7 separate regions of the Mus musculus genome follow, and regions 2, 3, 4, 5, 6 and 7 are each linked to region 1. The links are chromatin loops, found by intact Hi-C in ENCODE. Cell type or tissue: left cerebral cortex. All regions are shown on one strand.

What was found. Hi-C counts contacts between places; a loop is a spot of excess contacts. Peaks named below come from ENCODE experiments on the same cell type or tissue, not always from the same donor. Only the 100,000 strongest peaks of a DNase experiment are listed, where the experiment ranks them.
Region 2: a loop joins it to region 1, with 3.0 times the contacts of the local background. A loop is called at or near these places in 9 of 42 quality-filtered maps.
Region 3: it touches region 1 in a loop (14-fold over the local background); 40 of 42 quality-filtered maps call a loop at or near these places.
Region 4: it touches region 1 in a loop (8-fold over the local background); 8 of 42 quality-filtered maps call a loop at or near these places.
Region 5: it touches region 1 in a loop (3-fold over the local background); 3 of 42 quality-filtered maps call a loop at or near these places.
Region 6: it touches region 1 in a loop (9-fold over the local background); 5 of 42 quality-filtered maps call a loop at or near these places.
Region 7: a loop joins it to region 1, with 13 times the contacts of the local background. A loop is called at or near these places in 8 of 42 quality-filtered maps.

What each region holds. Positions count from the first base shown.
Region 1 is chr7:102,511,179-102,515,178 of GRCm38, forward strand. It overlaps the pseudogene Gm8556. Among named protein-coding and RNA genes, the nearest start is that of Gm38627, 7.7 kb to the left of the region's middle. In left cerebral cortex, a CTCF peak has its summit at 2,092; a DNase peak (open chromatin) is centred at 2,065; H3K4me3 peaks cover 755 bases; H3K27ac peaks cover 303 bases.
Region 2 is chr7:102,693,416-102,697,415 of GRCm38, forward strand. No RefSeq gene overlaps it. Among named protein-coding and RNA genes, the nearest start is that of Olfr557, 2.8 kb to the right of the region's middle. In left cerebral cortex, a CTCF peak has its summit at 2,157 (motif pointing right); a DNase peak (open chromatin) is centred at 2,163.
Region 3 is chr7:102,917,441-102,921,440 of GRCm38, forward strand. No RefSeq gene overlaps it. Among named protein-coding and RNA genes, the nearest start is that of Olfr572, 8.2 kb to the right of the region's middle. In left cerebral cortex, a CTCF peak has its summit at 2,391; a DNase peak (open chromatin) is centred at 2,392.
Region 4 is chr7:103,871,408-103,875,407 of GRCm38, forward strand. No RefSeq gene overlaps it. Among named protein-coding and RNA genes, the nearest start is that of Olfr66, 8.8 kb to the right of the region's middle. In left cerebral cortex, CTCF peaks have their summits at 1,860 and 3,258 (motif pointing left); a DNase peak (open chromatin) is centred at 1,865.
Region 5 is chr7:103,117,808-103,121,807 of GRCm38, forward strand. No RefSeq gene overlaps it. Among named protein-coding and RNA genes, the nearest start is that of Olfr586, 3.0 kb to the right of the region's middle. In left cerebral cortex, a CTCF peak has its summit at 1,800; no DNase peak of the experiment used is centred here.
Region 6 is chr7:103,805,375-103,809,374 of GRCm38, forward strand. No RefSeq gene overlaps it. Among named protein-coding and RNA genes, the nearest start is that of Hbb-bt, 6.5 kb to the right of the region's middle. RefSeq lists an enhancer at 3,694-3,858. In left cerebral cortex, a CTCF peak has its summit at 1,713 (motif pointing left); a DNase peak (open chromatin) is centred at 1,702.
Region 7 is chr7:103,940,684-103,944,683 of GRCm38, forward strand. No RefSeq gene overlaps it. Among named protein-coding and RNA genes, the nearest start is that of Olfr633, 3.9 kb to the right of the region's middle. In left cerebral cortex, a CTCF peak has its summit at 2,261 (motif pointing left); a DNase peak (open chromatin) is centred at 2,265.

The sequences.
Region 1 (4,000 bases):
GTATTTTTTACTGGAGGATTCAGATACACAGGGCCATTATTTCAGGATCAAGGGTGTGGCAAGCTGAGGTGGGGTACTCCCTTAGCAGAGGAGCCTCAAGCCCCCTGTAGAGAGATGGGGTGGAGACAGTCAGGGAAGAGTTCCCAGAGTGAAGTATGAAAGGTGTGAAACAGGGTTTACTGAGTTCTCACAATGATGACCTCAGTCCACCTCAGGTCCCATAAGGTAGCAGAGGTTGCTTAGATTCTCCTCAGTGCAACTGATGGCCAAATTAGCTGCCTAAAGTCAACCAGACTGTAAACAGTGGTGCCAGAATCCAACAAGGAGTTGTTTAAACTCAAATCTTGTGCCCATTTCTTCACCTACGGGGGTGTCTGTGATGGTGGTTTTGACGGACAGGTAGAAGGGGGAGGCCCTTGAAGGAGAAGAGACCCTCTCACAGAAAACTAGCTTTCATGAGGACTCAGCCCTGAGATGAGGACCCTAACCCTGCAAGTACGGTGGAGGGGCAGCATGGAGGCTGTCCTAAGTACCAGCACAGGCCTGGCCACACCATGCCTGAGTCCCGGTCCACTCACTAGCGTGACTATGACCTAGAGAAAGTGATGTCATGGCTCTGCACATCAGTTTCATTCTGCAAAATGGGAGAATGACAGTAGCAGGCAAGTGTGGCAATGCCCCCAGCCCTCAGCCCGGAAGCTTTTCGTTACCACCCATAGCATTCTCAGCTCTGAATTTTTCTCTCTCCCCCCAAGTTATCCAGGGAGTTTTAAGGGGTAGATTGGCACATGCGATGGTGCTTAGTGCACAGGAAAATGGCCAGAAAATGTTGTCATTATGAACATTTGAGACGTATCCCAAAGTATACTCCGTCAGACAGTGCCACAGGATGCTAGTGTATGTTGAAAGAGGAAGTTCTGCTATGGTAAGCATCAAAACCCAGACTTAAACCAAGAGAAACATCTGTCCCCCTCGGAAAGACTCCAACTGATTAAAAGAAATTGTCAGCTACTACTCCCCAAAGCTGAGGAGGGTAGCTTAAGTAAGTGGTTCTCAACTTGCAGGGCCATGGAGCTTTTTCCTGTGTAGTGCGTGCGTGCGTGCGTGCGTGCGTATATGTGTGTGTGTGTGTGTGTGTGTGTGTGTGTGTCCTGGAAGATACTTAGGAAAAATGCAAGGCTCTCTTCACCTTAAAAAAAATTGAGGCAGGGTCTCACATAGCCCAGGCTAGCCTCTACTGTAACTGATTACGTAGTGGAGGATGGTCTTTAACCGAGCCAAGCTCGGAGAGCTTTTGTTTTGCCTCAATCGGTCTCTGGGTCTCAGGGTCACCATGTGGGCTTAGGTCTCAGTTTCCTTCTCTGAAATGCGAACAACTGTGTATGTACAACAGGGCCTATCGCAGTGTTGTTAGGACTGAGGAAATTAATGTAAGTAGTTTCACAGTTCCTGGCACACAGACTGTAAATGTGAGCCTTTCACTCTCTTCTGGGGACAAGTCATGATTGATCCTCATTCTGATGTGTGGCTCTTGCCCAGAAGTTAGTAGGTGACCCCCAGCGCTGTCAGTTTGGAGAATAAGTTGAACACACCCCAGGATGAGATATAATGATTACTCTCTCTCCTTTTTCCGCCTGACCACTGGTCACTGGGGAGAGATTACTGGGCCAGGGTCTAGGGTTCAGTGGTCAAGGCTTTTGAATGGACCGGGAGGGGTGGATCTGGAGATCGGGCCAGCAAAACACCGGAAACCCTAGATTCGGTCTCCCTGGCCACTCGTTGGTGTGGCTGTGGCGACCTCGGCTTCCGTGGGTGGCACTGGGAGCTTGCTTGCAGGCGGCCACGGCAGGCTTGCGCCAGGTTGCCAAAGCCGGGCCTCCGCGGCGCTCCGCTGGGGCTCGTTAGCGCCGCGGGCTGGCTGTCGCCACAGCGGCCCGCGGGAGCCTGGCGATCTCGTAAACATTAAGTCCCCATGCTCTGACGAGGCCCGTGGGAAGCGGCGGGGTTGAGGGCGGCCGAAGGCTGTGAGCTGGGAGCGCGGTGCCTGGTGGCTCTGTCACCAGGACCCGGGCGCCCGAGGCTTGTGCGTGCCGCCGCGTGGGGGCGCCCGAGTCCACGGAACGAGCCTGTAGGGTGAGCGCGAAACTGGAAGACACCCGTGCGCTCAGTTTCCTCCACGACCAAACATCGTTCCCGATTCTTCTCTCTAAGCTTTTAAAATAAACTCGATAAACTTGGAACCAGGCGGGGGCTGATGGAGCAGTAGGGAAAGCTGATGTTGGGTGAACATGCCCGGGCACCTCACTTTTTCAGCTTTATTTATTACTTGGCAGCAGGCTGTGTTTCTCAATGCTCAGCTGTGTTCTAGCTTAAATCCAGTTAATCTTTCTCTTCTCCTTACCAAGGGAAAATTAAAATTAGGATGTCAAAAGATCACATATTAGGGTGTGGAGGCACGTGCTTGCAATGCAGAGGTGGAGGTAGATCAGAAGTTCAAAGTCAACCCTGACTACACAGCAAGTTTGATACTAGCCTGGGATACAGGAGATCTGGCATCAATAAACAAGCAAAACCAAACCAAAACCAACCAACTAAACGACCCCCACCGCTGACAAAACAACAACCAAATCAACAAGAAACAAAAGCCCAACCTCTACACCCCTTCTCCCCCCTTCCCTCCTCCAGTCTTTAAACCTGTATTTGGCATTGTTAGCCCCATCAGAGAACCCAGGCCTACTTGGGATGGCCATGACTCTGAAAAGGGGCTAAATTCTCTGGAACTCACTTGCTAGGATCAACACTCATAGGGTAGTGCTTCCTGTGTCTTTCTGTTCTCTACAGTGCAGGGTGTGGATCTACCGCAGAGCTGTCCCTCTCCCCCCAGTTCGGTGTCTTTGTCCCTTCGGACTAGAAAGCAATAGTGCTACAAGCTAATCTCAGACCTGAAGTCCACCACGCAGGGATTTCAATGTCTGTGCTTCTGTCAGACTGGGTTGGGGAGGGATAATGTCTGTCTGAGGATAGCACCTCGTCTGCTCTGCTGGCCACGACAAACCCAGTGGCTCACTATCATTCATCTCTCACAGTTTTGGAGGCTGAGTATTTCAAGACTCGGGTGCTGGCAGATTAAATGCCTGGTGAGCGCCCTATTCTGAGTTTGCAGAAAAAGAGGAAGTTACTGGTCTGTGGGAACAGTAGAAGTGAGACTCAGGCATTTATTGTGGAGCTGGGCAAGGCTCCTTTCCTGAGCCACCAGCTCCAGTTGCCTGACTTCAGTTTACTGGAGGCAGGTATCAGGCTGCTCACAGATCAAGGGCAGTAAGCCTTTATTGATCTGGAGGTGGGGTAGAATAATGCTTGCTAATTTCCCATTGCTCATGGGCACAGTGGAGGTGCTTTCCTTCCTGGGTACAATCTGGCCTGAGGGTTTGCAGGCTTACAGTTCCAACTGAAACCAGAACTGCTGAGCAGTTCATTGCCATGTACAGGGATAGTAGCCTCAGGTTTGGTATGGGCCATATGATCAAACTGTATGTCCTTCAGTTGCCAATAAACACATACGAAGCTCGAAACAGCAAACAGATTAAGATAACTCTAAATTACAATTTTGGAAAAAAGTTTTCTTTCGGTTTTTCAAGACAGGGTTTCTCTGTGTAGCCCTGGCTGTCCTGGAATTCAATTTGTAGACCAGGCTGGTCTTGAACACAGAGATTCACCTGCCTCTGACTCCTTCCTGAGTGCTGGAATTAAATGTGTGTGCTAGCATTCTCATCTGGGAAAATAAACATTTTAAGTGATCGACATGTCTACATGCAGAGTTGAGCAGGGTCTGACTCACAAGTGTTAAGAGAGTACAGGGACAGACACAGTATAAAGACAGAAGTGGCCAGCTTTTATCTGCCTCAGTTATCCATCAGATGCCTACCGGCTGCAGTGAAGGGTCAGAGAAACCGGGAAACTGTTACAGACCCCTCACTGAGGTCTTATCTATAGTTCAGCT
Region 2 (4,000 bases), 180 kb after region 1:
GACAGGAAATAATCAAACTCAGGACTGAAATCAACCAAATAGAAACAAAAAGAACTACACAAAGAATCAACATCACCAGGAGCTGGTTCTTTGAGAAAATCAACAAGATAGATAAATCCTTAGCCAGACTACCAGAGGACACAGAGACAGTACTCAAATTATCAAAATCAGAAATGAAAAGAGATATAACAACAAAAACTGAGGAAATTGAAAAAAAAATCAGATCCTACTACAAAAGCCTAACTCAACAAAACTGGAAAATCTGGATGAAATGGACAACTTTCTAGACAGATGCTAGGTACCAAAGTTAAATCAGGATCAGATAAATGATCTAAACACTCCTATATCCCATATAGAAATAGAAACAATCATTAATAGTCTCCCATCAAAAGAAGCCTAGGACCAGATGGGTTTAGTGCAGAGTTCTATCAGACCTTCAAAGAAGACCTAATTACAACTCTCCTCAAACTATTCCACAAAATAGAAACAGAAGGATCTCTACCCAACTAGTTCTATGAAGCCACAATTACTCTGATACCTAAACCACACAAAGACCCAACAAAGAAAGAGAAGGTGGGAGGGGGTAGGGGGTTTTCATAGGGGAAACCAGGAAAGGGGATAACATTTGAAATGTAAATAAAGAAAATATCTAATAAAAAAGAAGGAAAACATGGATGTTAAACACACACACAGACACACATAGAGACACACAGACACACAGACACACACATATATCATATGTATACATGTACAAACATCCTTAACAAAATGGGACAAAACCACTCGTGACATTTACACTCCTCATTTCTGTAACTGGTCATATGACTACAGTTAGCATTATCTATCTATGGTCTATGTTTCTGTGAATGTGAGTATAGGCACACATGTGCCACTATACACATGTGGTAGAAAGAGGGCATAACCTTGGGTGTCTGTCTCATCTTCTACCTCGTTTGAGACAGGGTCCCTTGTCATCTGCTTCTCTGTGTGCCAGATTAGCTGGCCCATAAGTTTTCAGGTACTCTCCTGTCTCTGCGTGCCTCCTTTCTGTAAGAGCACTGGGGTTTCAGATGCCCACAGGCACATTCAAGGCTTTGTGTCTCTGGGATCTGAGGCTCAAGTCCTCATGCTTGTATGCACTTCTTTTTTGCTCCCATCCACTTTTAAGCTTTTGCACAAACTCCTGCTGTTTGGAATGATCAACCCTTTGTGTCCTTTCTGCAAGTCTAAACATTTCCTTCAAGTATGCTTTAGGTATTCCTTAAACACAGATGGCTTTCCTGTAATGGCCTCTCATTTCTGTGAGTATCTGAATTTAATCTGCAAATGATCAACACCTTGGCAGGAACTAAGAATAATGATAGAGTAAGTGTTGAACCTGAGGTGTTTGAGGGACTTCTACATCTAATAGACAACACTATGTCTCAAACATAGGAGAAAAACCTTGCCTGTTTGGGTGTTGAAGCTATGGGGCAAGTAAAACTGTTCAGGCTAATGCACAGAGGGAGAAAAGAGAAGGAACACATGGGCCACAGCTTTGAAGGAACTCACCAACATGAGAAATGAGGACAGACAGCCTCGTTACCAGTTCTATCCTGATAACATTTGTTTATGGTGTATTTCAAAGCATTAAACAGGCATCTTTGTGAGCTTGGGAGCTACTAATTTTTAGAGAGTTGTCCAGTCCACCGTTGTTCACATACAGGTATATTACGGGTCGACCACACCCACTTTTGCATTTCTTCTCTGCCTACTTGGAATGCTGCTGTGTTCAAGATTCCACCAGCCCATCTTAACAGCTCTCAAAGCAACCCTTATACTTTTAGCCTTTACACTTTTCCTTTTTAATGAATATTTTTCCTCTGAAAGTTGCAACACCATCTTAATGGGGTGTCTTCTTGCTTAGTTGTTTAGAGTGACAAAGGATCAATAACACTCACAGGAGAATTGTTAGTGTATTTTTATTTCTCACTACATGCTGAGGTAGCCTAAATCTGTTTCATTCAAATCTCTACTCTATGCTGTGCAAGAGCCATGATTGACCATACTAGGAAGAAAGAGTACAGAAAAGGAGCTGACCGGAAGTGTAATGCAGTGGAAAGAGATCAGAAGTAACCCAGAATGAACTTTTTGGCCCTAGGTTGCAAATCCTCCACATGGCCACAAGAGGGCAGCATCCAAAGTGGGACATAGCTCCTTGAGCATTGTTACAAGTATTTTGTGGTTTGTGTTTTTTGGTGCCAGCCTGTCCCTCCAGTCCAGTATTTACTCTTTTCCATCCTTGTCATTTATTTTCTCCTCTTCACAGCAAGAAATCCTCTCTACCACTGTCCTAAAAAGGTCTCAGAAGAATTGTGTAGGAGTCAGGGCTCAGCTCTCTTTAGGGGTTTGAGTAGACCTTGGGTCCCAGATCACTCATCTCTACTGGCGCTCCCAAAGGCCAGCAGACAATCTATATTTAGGTAGCAGAGCTGATGATGGACATGCTTTGGCTCAGACTTAAGGGAGACAGCGAAGGGAGGTTTGTCTTGGCTTTGGCAAATCCACAGAGACTGCGCAGGGCATGGAGGGTGCATTTGGACAGCCTGGCTGCTCGGAGAAGTCTGTCATCAAGCAGCCCTTCCAAGTTACAGTAGCCTGGATTGGAGACTGTGACCAGTAACTGGCTCAGAGAGGAATTTCTTCTGTCTCTGTGAGGACAGTTCACATTATTATCTATCTCTATGAGAGGACTCTTGTCGGGCAGTGGTGGTGCACGCCTTTAATCCCAGCACGTGGGAGGCAGAGGCAGGTGGATTTCTGAGTTTGAGGCCAGCCTAGTCTACAGAGTCAGTTCCAGGACAGCCAAGACTACACAGAGAAACCCTGTCTTGAAAAACCAAAAAAAAAAAAAAAAAAAAAAAAAAGAAAAGAAAAGAATTCTCCAGTAGTTCCAGCCTTCTGCCTTTTAGATGCAAGGCAAGGGGAAACTAGAACTAGTTTACTAGAAATAATGTAAAACGTAAAGGGTGTGCTATATGCATGCGTGTGTGTGGTGTGTGGTGTGTGGTGTGTGTGTGTGTGTGTGTGTGTGTGTGAGAGAGAGAGAGAGAGAGAGAGACAGACAGACAGACAGACAGAGAGAAAGAGATCATCATATTGTCGTGTTGGAGGTACAGGTAGTGCCTGGTAATGGAAAAGGAACAGAGAAGACAGAAGCCGGGCCAGAAAGTAACCTTTGAGCCTCATCATCAAGTCCTTTGTTAACAGACAATGGGGTCTGACTTTGTCTTGAAGCCTAGGGGCATCACCTATAACTCTGTAATCAGAAGCCTGACACCTCAAGTTGTGCTTTTCAGAGGCAGTGGTGTGGAAGGTAGATTGGAGTAGAGACATAGGTTTGGGAGAGGTTTTATTGGGGGCAAGACAAGGTTGTCAAGGTAGAAGCATCATCCAACTGGTATGTTCTATGCTTGTGTCTCGGGACAGAGGTATGTAGCAGAGTGGTGTGTGTGCAGAGGAGAGAGTTGAGCCTGGGATGTTATGAACTGACTGGGGGGAAGAGCTAGAAGAGGTGACTCCGTAGTCACTTGATTGTGGCAGTGGCTGCACTTACTGATTCTCTTTCTGTGTCTGCACTGTGTCTGGTTCCAGTGACACGCCCCAGCCAAGCATGGTTTGGAATCATGGACCTCTCACACAGACATCCTGATGGGTGATTCTGTTCTGCTTTATGGTGGTCACCTGGAATGCTAATGTCCTCTCCTCCTTCTCCTCTTCCTCCTCCTCCTCCTCCTCCTCCTCCTCCTCCTCCTCCTCCTCCTCCTCCTCCTCCTCCTCCTCCTCCTCCTCATCTCCCCAGTCCTTAGAACATCAGAACAGGTTTCCACAGTTGTCTCTAATGGAAAAGAGTGATCACTTAGGGGCAAAGGAATCACTTTTCAAAACAGCCTTCTGTGTGCCTTGCCTGAAAATTCTGGCTCTGTGGGCAGTGGATCAGCGCCTGGTGGATGGTGTTTGC
Region 3 (4,000 bases), 410 kb after region 1:
TATTTCAAAATGAGAGGAGCAAGCCCCAGTCCACCCCACACTACTCTGATATTCATAGTCCCAATAGGCCTAGTTGCCCCATCTCCCCTTGACCTGTCTGGCCTTTGACCATTATCACATTATTTACCTAGCCTTTTGTTTTCAGACAGTGGATAATGAGCCCCAGAGAGTGTCTCTGGTTTGTTCCTAGGGGACCCCTTTTGGTTTTGTTGCTTCTGGTTTTGACTAATTGCCATTAGCACAGTGTGGCACCACATGGTGCTAATAGGACCCAGGTCACAGGTCCAGTCTCCTCAGGGATGCTTATTCACTTTGCTTTGCTTCCTCAAGCTGAGGTCAGAATCAACCCAAATGTGCTACAGCATGCTATTAATCCCAAGTGTGATTTGATCTCTGACTCTACATACATGTAGTTGTATGTTTATAATCATGTTTACCTAAGGTACACCTCAAAATCAGCTAGATTCTCTGACTCTTCGGAGCCAGTGGTGGGATTCTTTTTCCTTTCTCTTCTCTGGACTTTTCACATGTGTATTGCCCGTCTTGTTCTCGGTAGACTCTTCCCCAGTTCTTGGTAGGTGGTAGCATGTCACCAGGCATGCCCATTCCCACCCTGGGGTGTGGATTTTTCATTGCACCCTTAACACAATCAGCCTATATCCCTCTAAATAACTTGGGTACCTATTGTGGACAAGGCCATCGCTGCTCCTCTTCTTCCCCAAACCTTCTGGCAGTGCCTTTGTCCCAGTAATTCCTTCCACCAGCCCAAGTAACAAAAATCCTTGGCATATCACAGCTCCTCTCTATCTAACCCTCCAAATGGTGTGACCCTTAGGACCTGGAGGCTGCTATCAGATTTGCCGATTACACTTTAAACATTTTGCAAATGAATCAATTGGCCTTAACTTCGCAAACTTGCAAAATTCTCATATCCAGGCCCATGTTATCTATAGATCTTTAAATTTGGTTTATAACGCAAATACAAAATAATGAAAGTTGTAGGATTTTGTACTATAAGCTAATATCTTTTTTGTTTGTTTGTTTGTTTTTGTTTTTTCGAGACAGGGTTTCTCTGTATAGCCCTGGCTGTCCTGGAACTCACTTTGTAAACCAGGCTGGCCTCCCGAGTGCTGGGATTAAAAGTGTGTGCTACCACACCCGGCTAAGCTGATATCTTTAATTGGATAAAAATTCATCCCTAAGTAACCCATTCTCATTTCATGAGATTGATGTCACCATTATTCTCATATATTATAATCATTGATCTGGATTTGCATTTTTAAATATTTCTATTATTTTAACTGTATATGCAAAATTACAATAATGCAGCTTAACATAATTGTCCAAATCTGTCTTATTGCAAAAATGCCTACTTTTGTTTAGCTCCATATTGTTCTTTGGTGTCTTTCATTTTAACTTGAAGGGCTCCTTTTAGAAGTTTTTACAAAGCAAGTCCAGTTTTTGTTTTCTAAGAACACTCCAATTTCACCTATTTCGGAAGACACAGTTGCTGAGCACATTACTCTTGTTTAACAGGATCGTTGTGGTTATCTTGTTCTTTCTGGACCTTTCTCATTCAGCATCTACAACATTGATTCAAAGCAAGATTTCGGTTGGAAATGTATCCTCGGATCCCCCAGATCATGTGAAAACAGCCTCGACTGAATTTAGCTGTTTCTAGGCATCTTCACAGTTCTACTCTCTCTTTGAATTAGTTTCATTATAAAGGGGCCAGCATGGTTCTATTTTGTTTATCTTAACTCAAGTATTAGAATCTCTTCAATTTATATGCCTACTTTCCCCATAAGATTTGGGTATTTTAATATTCAGATTATAGATTTTCTCCATTCTCTCTCTTCTCTTGCTATAGTTATAATACCATGTGTATTTTATTTATTTATTTGGTAATAGTCTATGAATCAATTTAATTATTTACTTACTTCTTTCCAATTTTGTAACTCTAAATCCAAGATTCCTAATGTATAGATTTTCAAGATTTCTAATGACTATTTGCTCTGTCTTATCTAGTGTGCACCTGGGTCTCTGTAATGAGCCTTCAATTTTTGTATTATTTACACCTGGATCTTCTAATATTCTCTTTTATTTGATGCATCATGATCCTGATTTTATTTTTGTTCTCTTTCGGGTCCTCCAGTATGTTTAAAGTTTCTGGAGTTTTATGTTGATCCTTTTATAGAGTTTTAAAATTTTTATTTTATGTACCTTGTGTGCTTTTATTGTACCCCTTGTATATTTTTTTTGATAATATATGGTCCCTTGAGAAAATATTTCTTTCTTCCCTCCAGTGATATTGTAGCCCATCAATCATCAGTCTAGAGCTTCTTAGACTCTCTCAACCCTTTTACCAGTCTCATGTTCCCCCTGCTGTCTTTTTGTGGTACTACAGTTACCATTCTGGTAGTACTTCTGTTTTTACCTCCATGCCCTACCTTAAGCACTCAATAGATCACATGGGAAGGCAGGTTAAAGTTCACACTAGAGATTAGGGAGAGCGTGGAAATGGTGAACTTCATACTGTTATTTTTTTTAATTTTTAAAAAATTATTATTTTCTTTATATACATTCCAAATGCTATCCCGAAAGTTCCCTATACCCTCCCCCTGCCCCTGCTCCCTTACTCACCTACTCCCACTTCTTGGCCCTGATGTTCCCCTGTACTGGGGCATATAGAGTTTGCAAGACCAAGGGGCCTCTCTTACCAATGATGGCCGACCAAGCCATCTTCTGCTACATATGCAGCTAGAGACACGAGCTCTGGGGGTACTGGTTAGTTCATATTGTTGTTCCACCTATAAGGTTGCAGACCCCTTTAGCCCCTTGGGTACTTTCTCTAGCTCCTCTATTGGTGGCCCTGTGTTCCATCCAATAGCTGACTGTGAGTATCCACTTCTGTGTTTGCCAGGCACTGGCATAGCCTCACAAGAGACAGCTATATCAGGGTCCTTTCAGCAAAATCTTGCTGGCGTATGCAATGGTGTCAGCGTTTGAAGTCTGATTATGGGATGGATCCCCGGGTGTGACAGTCTCTAGATGGTCCATCCTTTCGTCTCAGCTCCAAACTTTGTCTCTGTAACTCCTTCCATGGGAGTTTTTTTCCCAATTCTAAGAAAGGGTGAATTGTCCACACTTTGGTCTTCGTTCTTGAGTTTCATGTGTTTTGCAAATTGTATCTTGGGTATTCTAAGTTTCTGGGCTAATAGCCACTTATCAGTGAGTACATATCATATGAGTTCTTTTGTGATTGGGTTACCTCACTCAGGATGATACCCTCCAGGTATATCCATTTGCCTAGGAGTTTCATAAATTCATTGTTTTTAATAGCTGAGTAGTACTCCATTGTGTAAATGTACCACATTATTTTTATGCATATAGTATATACATATGTATGCATGTGGGTGAACATAACATGTATATGTCTGTGTGTGATGAAGGTCTTCTCTATGTAGCAACAGCTGCTGATTTTAATGACCGTGTTACACCCAGTAGATAACACTTCACAGCCTTTCTTCCTGTCCTTTGTATCTTACAATCTTTTGTTCTCACTCTGTGATATTCTCTAGCTTTGCAGCAGGTCTGGGGATGACCAGGTCACAGTCCCTGGTTCTTGCCCTTTTAGCTGTTATGGGTGTTTGCACTAATTGGTGCATTCTTCATAAAGAAACTTCTCTGACAAAGGCTGAAAGCAGAACTGGTTCATATCTTATAAATCTTAACATAGTTAAAATAAATTATCTGTAATATTTTTTACAATTTAATGAGATTATGGTCAACCCCACCCAATATTTTATAGTTGTCAATAGTTGCATCTAGTGCATATAAGAAAAAACAATGGAACAAAAATAGAAAAAAAATTTTGAAAAAGTGAGGTAAATTGGAAGGAACTACACTCTTTGGCTCCTACTGTTCTGTAAGTCCATAGTAGCTAGGGGTGTGCGAAAGAAATAAATACGTAGATCAGTATGCAATAAAGAAATCTAGA
Region 4 (4,000 bases), 1.4 Mb after region 1:
AGGCATTAACAATAATAATATCTTTGAACCTGTGCTTTCTGTCAAATATAGAAATACTAGAACTGGAGAGTGATGGCTCAGTGGTTAAGAGCACCTGTTGCTCATGCAGATGACTTGAGTTTGGTTCAAGTACCAGTGTGCTAGCTCACAACTGTCTGTAAGTCTAGTTACATGGTATCCAATGCCCTCTCTGACAACCATGGGCACTAGTTACACCCATGTATACATACAACACTCAAACACATAAAAATATGTAAATAAATAAGTTTAGAGCATAGAAATACTATAAAATAATCCAATGGTTGTGAGCAACAATGAAATAATGTATAATAACATCTTTAGATGACATGTGGCATAAAAATTCAGGAAATACATTGAAGCATTTTACTTTACTCTTTTAATCTTGTATATTCTTTGAGAATTTCAAATACTAATAATTTTTAGATCATTTGCCTCTCTAATTTCTCCAATTCCTTTTGAATATATCCCACTTATTTCCAAATTATTGACATATTAGTCATTAATTATTACTTTATAAATAATGCAAATTGTGTATAATATATACAAGTTTATAAGCACATCTAACTGAGATCATTTAGAGATGTTGCAATGTGCCTAAAGTTGCCCATTTCAGACTGGCTAAGCAATCAAGAAACTCATTTAATTCTCTCTCTCAACAATCATTAATTGCCAGTATATGTGCTTCGATAGGTGATGTTAGTGCCTGATTCCGGGTACTACCTTGGTGATTTGGAGAAACCACACATCATTTATATACGCCAAAATGGGCTGGAGAAAGTATTGGATGTAAATCAAAATGTAGTTTTTATAACCAAAAAAATATAAAGACACTCTTTTCCTGTCAATGACAAACATTTGGTCTTTCCAGCTGTTGGGACTATGAGTGAGTGACTAATAAAAGGCTTGCAGATGCAGTTTACCTGTGGCAAGGCAGAGGTCCTGGAAAGAGCAAGTGTCTCAAAGCACAGCCTAATGGGAAATTACTACAACAGGTTGACAGTGGCCTTATGTAAAAAGCACCAACCATTTGTCTGATCTCAAAAAGGAAATGATTTTCAGGGTTACAGAAGGCTGGAGAAGTTTTAATCTATGCCTTTGAAGTATGACTCGCTCTCTTCCTTGTTGACCATGTTTAAAACTCTTCTTTACTCCCAAGGCCGGTAGTATTTGGATTGAGTTGAATGTATTTACAAACATGTATAAATATATTGCAAAGTTTGGATGTCTGGTGTAGCGGGGAAAAAAGGAGACGTTGAAACCTGTGCTCTGTCCATACTCTAGTGAAATGTTTTAAAACAAACCACCTGTGAAGCTAATGTGTCAAAAATTGTTTTCATGTCTTTTGATTAATTTTTATATCTAATATAGATTAGAGACCATTGAATTAAGTCAAAGGCAGATACTTCAGATCAATAACAGAGGCATTTTATATGAAGAACACTAAATGGATGCAGAGTTCATTTATATTTATAGATTCATATAGAATATTTATACATATCACAGAAATAAAGACTATGCATTCATGAAGAGGTGGGAGGCATGAAAGGAATTTGGGAGGAAGGGAAAGGTGAGATGATGTAGATATACTAGTCATATGTGAAAGTCTCAAAAACACATTAATTTTTAAACAAGGGGGTTAATTTTAAAGACCTACATTTATCATCATTTACCTATTAAATTTCTACCACCTACCTATCATCTATTTGTCTATTTATCATTTGTCATTGATTTTTTTTTTGTGAACATGAATTCAAAGTTTATAATGCAGTATAGCAAATGTGTACTCAACTCTGAAGAAGTGGAAGTTGTTGGAACAAAAGTGAACACAACTTTGCTGCCCTCTCTCGTCCTTCTGCTATATTGCAATTCTCCTTTTAAATTATTCTAAATTAAATGTATTCTTTTAAACATCCATTCAAGTATATAATGCATTCCAGTTACTGTCCCACCCATTCATTCTGTCTTGTCTTTCTCTGAATCTCATCAGTACCATCTCCTCACATTGATATCCTCCTTCTTGGTTTTGAGACCTGATGAGTTCATTCAGAACTGTCTGTGAGATCATGGTGTGGAACGATCTGCTGGAGTCCTGTGGTCTCAGAAGTGAGGATACAACTGAAGGCAAGGCTCTGTCAGAGCTTGGCATAACTGATCATGGGATCCTTTGTTGGAGACCCTGTTCTCTCTTTGTTTCAGCATTTCACAAAAATCCAATAACAATAATCCCCAAACACACAGCAGAACATTGACATATTGGGAGGGTAATATATGAAAAGAAAATCAAAACGGTTTGAGTTCAGGCCTTTGAAAAATCCACAGCATTAGACAACTTAATCACTTTTGTGATTCATGGAATTCTCCAGCCCAATATTAGAATAATATTTTGTGACTCCTAGTGTTAAAACATAAACTTTGTGATATAATATAGAACAACCTTGCACAAGTTAAGAAATTTCAATTTATTTCAACATTATTTTGACAGTACCTACTGTGTGTCAGTCCATGTGTTTGTTGAAAGTTTTAGGTGTATCATCTTAATCCTCACAAATGTTTACAGTGTTTTGTTTTCTTTTTCTTTTTCCAAGTGAGTAAATTACAACTTAGAATATTTAAAGAACTGGATGTAACTGGAAAATCAGTTCATATTATAAAACAATACAATAATATAGATTCATATAGCAACTATATCTTTTCAGACATACTCCTCTATCCAGAGGGTGGTAGCCTCAGTTACCCGACATTAGTTCTTAGTATATTAATATATAGTATATACTTCTTGAGAATTGGGAACATGAGGAGACTTGTAGGGGGAGATAGATGTGGGGGGTGTAAGAAAAGGAGGGTGGTTAACAAAGAACCCAGTACTTAGTTTGCCTCTTGGGAAATGTCTCTTTCTACTACACTAAGTTAAAAGTAACTTTTCTCTTTCTGCTTTTCTAAAATAAAGACTGCCTAACACTTAAAAATCATTTGAAAGTTTCTGGCATTTGCTAAATCCAAGGTGATATTTTACTGATTTGGCTTTAAGTATTGTAAAGAGGGAAGTACTGACATATTCTCAGAAGACATTGTGGGGAATAGAGAAGGTAGGCAGAACGTGCAAGTGTCCTGTTCCTCTACCATGAAAATGACGCCTACTGGCAAGTGGTCTTTTCACCATTGTCCTCGCTGGAGAATCCACACACCTAGGTCTGTAGGCTCCATAATAATTGTCTTCCCTCTAGTGGTGAAAACGCCTCATTCTTTTTCTCTAGTTTTGTCAGATATGAGTCAGTTAATAGAATCTACTAATAAAAGCAAGCCATCTCGAGTTTTGTCATTGATTTTATTGTTGTGATCAGCATTCAAGTTCTCATCCTTCACTGATGACCACTCAGGCCCCTTCATGTGCAGACTGACAGGCTGTGGCATATTCAACTGGAAGAAATTCCTCCTGTTTACTGTACTAAAGTGAAACTGACACAGCCAAATGAAGCTTTACAGATACTTTTCAAATAAGGAAACAAAATCACCTGCACAGTGTACACAAAACAGTTATTTGCAATGTTTATCTCACCACAATAATAAACTTCTGCAGAAGGCCACATCAATTATTAATCTAAACATAACTTGAGACTAACAGGACCATGACCACATGGAAGCAGGAGAAATAGGGTCAGTAATAGGTTCAAGAAAAGAAAAGTCGTTTGAACTAGCATATCACAGAACAGATCAGAAAGGTACAGTAACAAATGTCTGCCACACCAACAGGAGAAGTGACTGTTAATAAGGACAACTGTCCACGTGGCAGATTAAGTCTGTAAAAGAAGGACTCTCAGAAGACAAAAGAGATCCACCCCATAATCAGCTTCCAAACGCTGACACCATTGCATACACTAGCAAGATTTTATCAAAAGGACCCAGATGTAGCTGTCTCTTGTGAGACTATGCCGGGGCCTAGCAAACACAGAAGTGGATGCTCACAGTCAGCTAATGGATG
Region 5 (4,000 bases), 610 kb after region 1:
TATACCAGTCCCATGTGGTTTTTATCACTATTGCTCTGTAGTACAGCTTGAATTCAGGGATGGTGATTCCTCCAGAGGTTCTTTTCTTGTAGAGGATTGTTTTAGCTGTCCTGGTTTGTTCGCTTTGATTTGTTTTCTGTTTTCCATATGAAGTTGAATTGTGTTGGAATTTTTATGAGAATTGCATTGAATCTGTAGATTGCTTTTGGTTAAATGGCCATGTTCACTATGTTGATTCTATCAATTGATTTTTGAATAGCTTTTCAAGAATGTGATCTGATCTAAGAGCTTGATTCTCACTTATGATACCTCCAGATTTGAGTGAGTCCCCCTCTGCTCTCTGTCCCTAACATAGTCTGAATTTTCTTATCCTTCCAGAAAGAAAACTTACTCAACTTCAAACCAACAGGTAATTTTAATCAAGTCAGCCATTGGAATATAAAGTCAGTTTAATAGCACTTAAAATTTCTTTTCTAAAGTTGGTTTTACAGATTTACTATATTTCAAAAAAAATCCCTTCAAATCTTTTGCTTTCTTGTTTTGGAACACACCAAAGCATTATAATTTTTTTTTTTTAAAAAAATTCCATTTTATTCTTCCCTGAACAAAATTAAATATTTCATTCTTTTCATTTTTTAAGACACATTATATTCTCCTTGCATGCTTTTTTTAACTTCAAAAATGTTTTTTTTTCCATTGACATTTATTAATTTTATTGGAGCATGACTTGCTTAACAATATTTTTAAAATTAATTTTTTATGCTCTATATTTCCCCCTCCCACCCACCATCTGACTTACACATCCTATACCTCCTCCCCACCCCCTGTCTCCACATGTATGTTCCCCACTCTCCACCCACCTGACCTCTATATGGAGGTAGGAGGTTGTGCGGGGTGGGGGTGGGGGACTCTCCAGAATACAGCAGAGATCTGGAAGGTAAGAGACTCTCAGGACTTAAAGGGAAGGATATTAGATGAAATGCCAGACATTTCATCTTGAAGGGAGAGGGAACTTATAGAGCCCACCTCCAGCAGGAAGACAGGGTATCAAGTGAGGGATGGAGTTGCTATTCCACAGTCAAAACTCTGACCCATAATTGTTCCTGTATGAAAGAACTGCAGGGATGGAAATGGAAAAGAGCCTGAGGAAAAGAAGGTCCAGCGACAGGCCCAAACTGGGATCCAGCTCAAGGGGAGACCCCAAGGCCTGACAATATTACTAAGGGTAAGGAGCACTCACAAAAAGGAATCCATCATGACTGCCCTCTGAAAGACCCAACGAACAGCTGAAAGTCAGATGCAGATATTTGCACTCAACCAATGGACAGAAGCAGCTGATCCCTGTTGTTGAATTAGGGAAAGGCTGAAAGAAGCTGAGGAGAAAGGTGATCCTGTAGGAGGACCAGCAGTCTTAATTAATCTGGAACCCGGAGATCTCTCAAACTCTGGACCACCAAACAGGCAGCATACACCAGCTGATATGAGGCCCCAAACATACATACAGCAGAGGACTGCTGGGTCTGTGTTCATTCAGAGATGATGTACTTCTAACCCTCAAGAGACTGGAGGCCCCAGGGAGTTCAAAAATGTTTTTAATTATATTAAAATTACAATTCTTCTCCCTTTTGCTTTTCTCCCCTCAGCCCCAGATACCATCCCTGGAATCCCTTTTGTACCCTCTCCCCACCCTTCTTTTTGGTGTTTGCAGCAGGCTATGTCCACTCATGCTGGCCTTGAATTTGCTATGCAGTTTCCAGCTTCTCCTCCTGAGTGGGATTGCAGCGCCACCCAGTGCACACTAACACATTAGGTTACTGAGACAGAGAGGATCAAACCCATGCTTTTACATGCCACACAGTACAACATTAAGTGAGATATACCCACAGGCCCTTTGTATACGTTTTTACGGAGCATTTCTACTATTTTTTGCTTAGTTCCCTTTGCATATAGTTACAGTTGTTAACCATCAACAACTACTCTTTTACAGAGAAACATAGGAAAAAGATAATTAGGAAACATCACAAACTAAAGTTTTGTAATAGCTTAGAAAATTCATTATTGATACTTTTGTAATTGATGGAGACATGTGAATCTTTTTATCATGGCTTTTCAGTGAGGTATAAATGCATTTCAACTATTTAGTTTGGTCTACTATATAAAAAGGTAAGTTGCTTAAAGTACACAAAGTGTAGAATGTGTTCTTCTCTACATATTTATCAAATACCTGTTCATTTAAGACAGCATAATTTGAAGGTTGCAAAACACCCAGAATAATTTAGAAAGTATTTTAGTTATGTAAATTATAACACTAAACTTAGCCATAATCCCGGGTAATTCTCTATTAACCGCTTTTACAATGTATATGTGTAGGACAAACATTACAAAATAAAAGTTCATGGGCTTTTGATTTGATATCAAGTTTGGTGTGCATGTTTAGTGGTAAGTAATAAACTTAAGCAATCACTTTTACTGATCTTATATCCATACATTTGTCTTTAGGTAGGATTATTACTTTTTAAACAATCCATTTGGTACATTATTGTCTTACAACTAATAAATAAGACAACTAAATAGAAAAAAAATACTATGCCCCTATTTTAATTGTTGCAGACAACTAAGTAGGCACAACAGTTATTTCAAACCAATTGTGTTAAGGCAGTCTCATTTATTAGTTACCTAAAACATTTAAATTAGTTTCTCTGTTTTGGTGAGTTACAGAATATTAAATTTGTGTAGACACTTCAATTATTTCTAAATCAATAGGGATAGAATTCATTTAGAGTATTTACATTAATTATGTAATGCTAGCCAGAGGTATAAAATATTGCTTATAAATAACACACACACACACACACACACACACACACACATATATATATATATGAAAATCTCACAAATATTAGTTTTAGCTTGGAGTAAAAAATAGCAATGTAAAACTTATTGGTTATATAAAAGTTATATCTCAGATGTATTCTACTTTATACTGTTTTTGTTTTTTTATACTTTTAATATTTTTTCTGACAAAAACATGTGACAAATTGAGTCTACTGACTTATGAAAGAATGAAGTATAGATTAGAAATTTGTTTAATATATTATAATGTATTATATAAATACATTATAATATATTAAATATATATAATGTATTATATAAATGATTTTTGAGACATAGTTCATGTAGCCATGGCTAGCTTTTAAGACACTATGTTGTGAAAATGACCTTGAAATCTTCATCTTCCTGACCTCTCCTCCTGAGTGCTGAGATTACAGGTGTAAACCATCATGCTTTGCTGTATTATTTAATTAAGATTTTTGAGAGTAACTTTAAGATTTTGGCTGTAAGGCATTATCAGCTGAAGTTTTTGAACTACACTTAAAATTATGTTTGAGGAAGCATCCAACAGCAGGCTGATTGTTTCCAAAGCCAATGTGCATAAGTAGTTAGTTTCAAGCAATCATGCTCAGATGGGCACATTTATTTTGGTTGTAGGGAGGCATGAGTCTCTTGTGGTTTTCAGTGAGTTTAGAAGTCTAATATTCCAGCAGTGATGGGAAGCTCATGGGCCAAGGAGGGGAGGAAAATGTGCCAGAGATAGACACAAAGGGATGGATGATGTTAGAATCTCAGAGTGGCATGTGGAAGGACAAGAGGGAAGTGAAGGGAAAATTGATAACTAAAGGGGGACAGAGGAGCAGACACAGTGGGAAGGAGTATCAGAGAGGTGACAAAGTAGGAAGTGCAGAGACCTCTAAGGTCACTCACTAAGTTTCCAATGATTCCCCAGACATGTGTGACAAGACAGATATTGCCAACTTGGTAAAAGCAGGGATATATTTGATGTTTACATTAATATCTCAATATTATATATTAAATCAAGAAATGTGCAAAGCTGATTCTTTGAACTGGTAAATATATAGAGGGGTGATGTGAGAAGTTAACATACAGCATGAGCCCTTAACTGATTCATTCTGTGCGATTTTCTGACATCACAGATTAGATT
Region 6 (4,000 bases), 1.3 Mb after region 1:
CACAATGGAGTACTACTCAGCTATTAAAAAGAATGAATTTCTGAAATTCCTAGGCAAATGGTTGGACCTGGAGGGCATTATCCTGAGTGAGGTAACACAATCACAAAGGAACTCAAATGATATGTACTCACTGATAAGTGGATATTAGCCCAGAAACTTAGGATACCCAAGATATAAGTTCCAATTTGCAAAACACATGAAACTCAAGAAGAACGAAGACTAAAGTGTGGACACTTTGCCCCTTCATAGAATTGGGAACAGAACACCCATGGAAGGAGTTACAGAGACAAAGTTTGGAGCTGAGACAAAAGGATGGACCATCTAGAGACTGCCATATCCAGGGATCCATCCCATAATCAGCCTCCAAACGCTGACACCATTGCATACATTAGCAAGATTGTGCTGATAGGACCCTGATATAGCAGTCTCTAGTGAGACTATGCAGTGGCCTAGCAAACACATAAGTGGAAGCTCACAGTCAGCTATTGGATGGATCACAGGGCCCCCAATGGAGGAGCTAGAGAAAATACCCAAGGAGCTAAAGGGATCTGCAACCCTATAGGTGGAACAACATTATGAACTAACCAGTACCCCAGAGCTCTTGATTCTAGCTGCATATGTATCAAAAGACGGCCTAGTCGGCCATCACTGGAAAGAGAGGCCCATTGGACAGGCAAACTTTATATGCCCCAGTACAGGGGAACGCCAGGACCAAAAAGTGGGAATGGGTGGGTAGGGAAGTGGGGGGGAGGGTATGGGGGACTTTTGGGATAGCATTGGAAATGTAATTGAGGAAAATACGTAATAAAAAAATATTTTAAAAAAAAGTTTGCAAGACCAAGAGGCCTCTCTTTCCAATGATGGCTGACTAGGCCATCTTCTGATATATATGCAGGTAGAGACATGAGCTCCGGAGGTACCCAGGGATCCATCCCATAATCAGCCTCCAAATGCTAACACCATTGCATACAGTAGCAAGATTTTGCTGAAAGGACCCTCATATATATGTGTCTTGTGAGGCTATGCCGGGGCCTGGAAAACACAGAAGTGGATGCTCACAGTCAGCTATCGGATGGAACACAGGGCCCCCAATGGAGAAACTAGAGAAAGCACCCAAGGAGCTAAAGGGGTCTGCAACCCTATAGGTGGAACAACAATATGAACTAACCACCTTATGTTTTTAATGGAGAAAAATGCCAAAATCTCTCCCTGGAGAAAAGACAGATTTTTAGCAAATGGTTTCAGGAAACTGGATTTCTATGTATGGAAGAACAAAACCTGACCCTTTCTTTCATACAGAAAAAAAAAAAAAATAATCAACTTCAAATTTATCAGACAGCTTAGTGTAAACCCGGAAGCCCTGAAATCTCTAAAGGAAAGAAGATACACTTCAAGAGACAGACATTCTAAATAAGACTCTGGGTTCTCCAGACCAATAATTGACAAGTGAGTACCAATGAAATTTCACTTCTCTTCAGCAATGGAGACTGCAAATAAAGTGAAGAGGCAGCCCACAAACTCTGGGAAACTCTGCCAGCTGTACGTCAGGCAGAGAAGATGAGCCATTTGGTACATAGGCATGCCCTTCATCTGTGATTGGTCTATTATAAAAAAGATAAGATCAAGAACTTTCTGTAATGTTCCCATCCATTAAAAATTACCTCTCCAAGAGTTGATACTGAATTCCAAGCTCAATACTGCCCCCTTGAGGTTGACTGAGAACATGCCTCAGAGCTCTCAAAACTTGTACAGCTCACATCCTGGCTTGTTTTAAGATCCTGTATACTCTTTCTGTTATTTTCATCTTGGCAAGGCATCCTTCACCCCTTTATTCTGCTATCATAGTTAATATCCACTTTTCACTCTGACAAACCCAGCCAGTAACAACATCCAAAGCCCAGAAAGACATTTTTCTTGAAATAGAAAATCGGTGTGCTCTCTATTAACTCACCTGGCTAGATTAACTGTGAAAGGTTCAATACCAGTCCCATGACATCCACGTGTGAATGTTCTTTCTCATTTAATTATAAGAAATTAGTGGTTATATTTATTTTAATGTCACGCAAAACATCAGAAAATATTAAAGATGCCTAGAATATTGATAAGCTTATTAAACAAATTTACAAGGTAAAAATAATTGAAGGTCAGTTCTTGCTCTAATTTATTTATTGGATATTTTCATTTTTATTAGATATTTTCCTTATTTGCATTTAAAATCTTATCCCCTTTCCTGGTCTCCCCTGAAAACCCCCTATACCCTCTCCCTCCCCCTGCTCACCAACCCACCCACTCCCACTTCCTGGCCATGGCATTCCCCTATAGTGGGGTTTAGAACCTTCACAGGACCAAGGGCCTCTCTTTCCATTGATGACCAACTAGGCCATCCTCTGCTACATATGCAGCTGGAGCTATGAGTCCTTCTGTGTGTTTTATTTGACTGGTGGTTTAGTCCTTGGGTACTCAGGGGAAACTTGTTAGTTCATATTGTTGTTCCTCCTATGGGGCTGCAAACTCCTTCAGCTCCTTGGGTACTTTCTCTAGCTCCTTCATTAGGGACCCTGTGCTTAGTCTAATGGATGGCTGTGAGCATCCACGTCTGTATTTGTCAAGCACTGGCAGAGCCTCTCAGGAGACAACTATATCAGGCTCCTGTCAGCAATCTCTTGTTGGCATCCACAATACTGTCTGGGTTTGGTGGTTGTTTATGGGATAGATCACAAGGTGGGGCAGTCTCTGGATGGTCATTCCTTCAGTCTCTGCTCCACACTGTCTCTATAACTCCTTCCACGGGTATTTTGTCCCCCCTTCTAAGAAGGAATGAAGTATCCACATTTTGGTCTTCCTTCTTCTTGAGTTTCATATGTTTTGTGAATTGTATCTTGGGTATTCTGAGCTTCTGGGCTAATATCTACTTATCAGTGGGTGCATATCATGTGTGTTCTTTTGTGATTGGGTTACCTCACTCACAATGATATCCTCCAGATCCATCCATTTGCCAAAGAAGCTCTAATTTGTTTAAATGCCACTGCATATATTTAATTGCTTACATTATGTATTACTATGAATAGCTATGCCTCTGGTGCAGTGTATGACTGCCCGCCCAAATGCAAGACTCATTTCCATATAAAGAATGAATTTTACTTAGATTTCATATAAAAGAGAAATTTTGTATTTCTATGATTAATCTGCTCTTTCTTCATCTTTACTTTACTCTCCTAAATGATGTCAACATGGGAATGAATAATCAGCTGGATACTATGGGTTTTGCCAAATCAGGACCCTAACATTTTAGGCTAAATAGATCTTCATTAACGCTTATTAGTTAGGTTATCAGCAATGTTTAATGCACATTTTCTTTTCTTGGTATTACATTTAGAAATTCTTGTGACATTTACAAATAGACAAAAAAGAAAAGGGAAAATTTGAAAATTTGTATAATAAAAACATTAGTTAATATGAGAGAAAATTAAAATTCAATGCCAAATACAGATTTCCCCCATAATACGCTTCTCCTTAATTTAAAATGTTTTACATAAAATTTACCCAAAACGTGTGCCCTTGGATCATGAAATTATGTGTCTTACTTTTCATTTCTATTTGTGACCCAGTCTTTTGATCCCCTGAGTTATCAACATTTCAGTTCCCCAACCCTTATTCTGTGTGGCTGGTATTTCTGTTTTAGATTTTTCCCCTTTATTCTTTCTCGTACTTCAGAGCACTGAATCAACAAATTATGTCAAGAGGAAGTTGTAATGAATAGTGTTTTCATATCAACACATCACCACATTGAGGACTGCCTTTGCTGATAAGAGAGTAGCTGTTTGGTGTGAAGTTACTACTTCAATTGAAAAAAAAAAATCTTGCCTTCATTCTTGGGCTTTGAAATATATATACCTATGAGATAATTAGAGGGAGGGGAGGAAGGGAGGAAGGAAGAGAGAAAAAAAAACTTGTTTCCAGTTATATTCTTGGTGCAGTAAAATTCATCATAAGGGTCCAG
Region 7 (4,000 bases), 1.4 Mb after region 1:
CAGTGAGCAATAATACATAGCTCCCCTCCCCAAAATAAAAGCTGGATTGTTGCCTTATGGTGTTCCCCATCCTCGTCTAACTCACAGCCAGGCTGTCCTGAGCTGTCCTGGACCTGTCTCTCATTAAAACCTGCTTTTCAGATGCAGTCTCCCAGATCACATCATTAATGATCTGGCTCATTTTCTGTCTGAAAGAGGAACGTCTATAGCAAACCTTATGAATTAAGATAATGTAGGCTCTGGAGCAAGCCAAGCTGCCCTAAGCAGCCTGCTATCCCAGAGGGATCTCCATTCTCCTTTCATCTCTCCACCCACCTTCATCAGACCTGTGAATCCTGAACCATACAGATAGGAGTCTAGCATGGCAATCCTCTGAGAGGTTTCACCCAGCAGCCAACTCTGACAGATGTGGACACCCTCAGAGAAATAGCGGATGGAGGCTGGTGAGACTTATAGAAGAATAGGAGGAAGGATTGTGGCCCCTAAGGGGATAGGAACTCCATAGGAAGACCAACACATTCTTGGAGACCGAACCACCAACCAAAGAACATACATACATTGGCTGGACCTAGGTCTCCGTGCACATATGTAGCAGATATGCAGCTTGGTCTTCATGTGTGTTCCAAACAACTGGAGTGGAGGCTATCCCAAAAGCTGTTGCCTATAGGTGGAATATGTTCTTCTAGCTGGGCTGCTTTGTTTGGCCTCAGTGGGAGAGGATGCACCTAACCTCACAGAGACTTGATGTGCAGGAAAGGGGGATACGGGGGGGGGGGTCTCCACCTCCTTAGAGAAGAAGGGGAGAGGGATGGAAGGAAGAATTGAGGGAGGAGTGAGTGGGAGGGGAACAGTAAGTGGAATGTAAAGTGAGTGAGTAAAACAATAAAAAAAATCCATTACAATTAAATAAGGTAATGTAGCAGATATGAAAGCAGGTGTCTGGATTTTGCATTTGAAAGAGTTAAATGTCACAGTGAGGTAAAAGCTGACTTTACTTGCTAACTTTATATTTATTAAAATCATAATAAATGATTTTGGCCCAACTTTTTCTTGGTAGACTTTATTTATAGCATCTCAGTTTCCTGTATTTTGGCAAATGAGACAGTCTGCACTTTTTTCATTCAAGGTTCAGGTAGTGGGGAAAGCACAAAGAGGAACAGACAAAAGACAAACAATGTCAGACAAAGGCTCAATATAGATTACCTGTATGAAATATTGTTTTAAACCAGTCGTCATGTTAGACATTCTGGGTCAAGCTTTTTGTTTTAAGTAAAGATCTGATACTCATGTCATCTGTGTCCCATGACATATATATATATATATATATATATATATATATATATATATATATATATATATATATATATATATAAAGTAAATGTAGAACACACTGTTCCCTCACCTCAGAAGCTAACACCATAACTCAGAGGACCAGCAAACAAGCCAGCCACTAGTCTCCAACTTTTTTTATATTCAGTTATTACATTAGAATTTTTCTCAGATTTTTTAATCCTTTTTTTACAGTCCAGACTTCATCCTCCTCCCTGTGCACCCTGTGACTGTTCCCATACCTCTTCTGCCCACCCCTGTCTTCATGAGGACATCCCCAACACCTACCCCACCAAACCTCCCCAAACCTGGGACCTCCAGTCTCTTGAGGGTTAGATGCATCTTCTCTGACTGAGTCCAGACCCTGTAGTCCTCTGCTGTATATGTGTTAGGGGCCTCATATCAGCTGGTGTCTGTTGCCTGGTTGGTAGCTCAGTGTCTGAGAGGTCTCTGAGGTCCAGGTTATTTGAGACTGCTAGTCCTCCTACAGGGTCACCCTCCTCCAGTTTCTTCCAGCTTTTCCTTAATTCAACCACAGGGGTCAGCAGCTTCTGTCCATTGGTTGGGTGTGAATATCTGCATCTGACTCTTTAAGCTGCTTGTTGGGTCTTTTGGAGGATAGTCAAGATAGAGCAGCAGAAAGACAGGGCATCAAGTGGAGGGATGGGGTTGCCATACCACAGTCAAAAACTTTGACCCAGATATGTTCCTGTCTGAAAGAACTACAGGGACAAAATGGAGAAGAGCCTGAGGAAAAGGAGGTCCAGCAACAGGCCCAAATTGAGATCCAGCTCAAGGGGAAGCCCCAAGGCCTGACACTATTACTGATGCTATGATGTGCTCACAAAAAGGATCTATCTTGATTGTCCTCCAACTTTTACTGTAGCTGTAAACATCTGGCAAGTCAGCTCCAACAGGCAACCCTCTGCTGCCCTCTCCTGGTCACATCTGTGACAACAGTCTTCAAAGAATAAATCTTGGCCCTTCCCTGTCCACCCATGGTGAATTACTTAGTCTCCTCTCATCGCATTTGTCTTTCTATTGTGGGAGAAATGACAGCTGAGTCTGGGTGGTTTCAGCATTCAGTCAACCTTCAAATATTATAGTTTACGAATGAGTCCCTTTTCCTACTTCTTCCTGCTTCAGATTTTGCTCACCGGTGTCTCTCATTTGTTTTGTTGGTTTTTTTTTTTTCTGCCCATTCTGTACATTTGCCTATTACCTAAATTAGACCTAAACTCTTGGGTTCGTCTTATCTCTTTAATTTATAATCCAGATGTGAATCAAAAAGAGCAGCTGTTTATTTATCTAGTCAATTATCTGTTCTCCTGATGTGTTCATATTTTTTTAATCTACTACCTACTTGTTAATGGCCCAGAACTGCCTGTTATTTGAGAGATTATGCAATTGAGTGTCTAAGACTCCACAGTAATTCTGTCCTTCAAAACTATAAGTACTGTGTTATCTCAATTTTATGGAGTCATTAACCTCTCAGAGATTTTTAAAACCATTTTAATATTTATCAGTGTTTTGAGTAGGTTGCAGTTGGTGTGACCAACCCAGAAGAAAGCTTGATGATATAGTTCCTAACAAGGATTCCATACCCTTGGAAGTGTGGACAACAAGAGGAATAGCAAAGAAAAATTTGAAACCAAGAGTAAAGCAATGGAGAGCATGAATCATTAAATATGTCAAGCCTGTAGGTTCTTGTGTGCCCTTGGCATGTCCTTAAGTTCTTTTACCTAGGCCCTAGGTAAAAGAGCTTAGGTCTGCATGTAAGCTACAAGTCCAAATAGCTTTATAAATCATACTTAGCTGGTTTGGCAAAAGGTAACATGTTTGTGCCCACAGGTACTCTGTCTAGTGAATTTAAGATTTTTATTAAAAAAAATTAAAACAGGGATAAACATTAGAATATTTAGCAAAATCTATAAATGTTAACATTTAAATATTATTATTCATACTATGTGTTCTTAAATATTTTGAATTATATAGATATATGCACATGTAAAGAAATATAGTGCACGCATGCATATATAAAATCATGAACATATTCAATTGATACATTTAAATATGTGATAAAATGTGGTGTACATGATCATAAATTTATGTAAACTTCCAACTAAAATTTTACATAAATATTACTGTTATGTATACAGAGCATTTGTGCTCATGAATACACATTTTAACTTATGTTTACATAAACTTACACACTTGCATGTGCTTGTAAAAGCACACACACACACACACACATCTTGTTCTTGTTTTCTCATACTTTGAACCCTACACAATACCCCTGAGACCCTCTCCTCTTGGCCTAATTATTCCTGTAGGCATAGAGGTAGGACAATCTTCAAAGGCTGGTTGGCCTATATCACTAGGGAGATTGACCAACAAGATGAGGTGGAAAGAGAGGTATGGTTCTTTTGACATGATATATAGAAGTACCTCTTAGTGTGCTAAACACCAAGCTGAGGCCAACCACACTGTAAGTGAGTGGTATCACACAAGAGGGGTTGGTATTACCCTGGAATTCCCAGCTGTGGCATCAGTAGGATGGAGAATCTACAGGTAAGCCTGAACCTGTAATTTTTGTTCTGAGTTGCCCCTCATACATTTTATTTCTCCATTCTCCACATCATGAAAGATACTTTATGCCTTCATGACACAT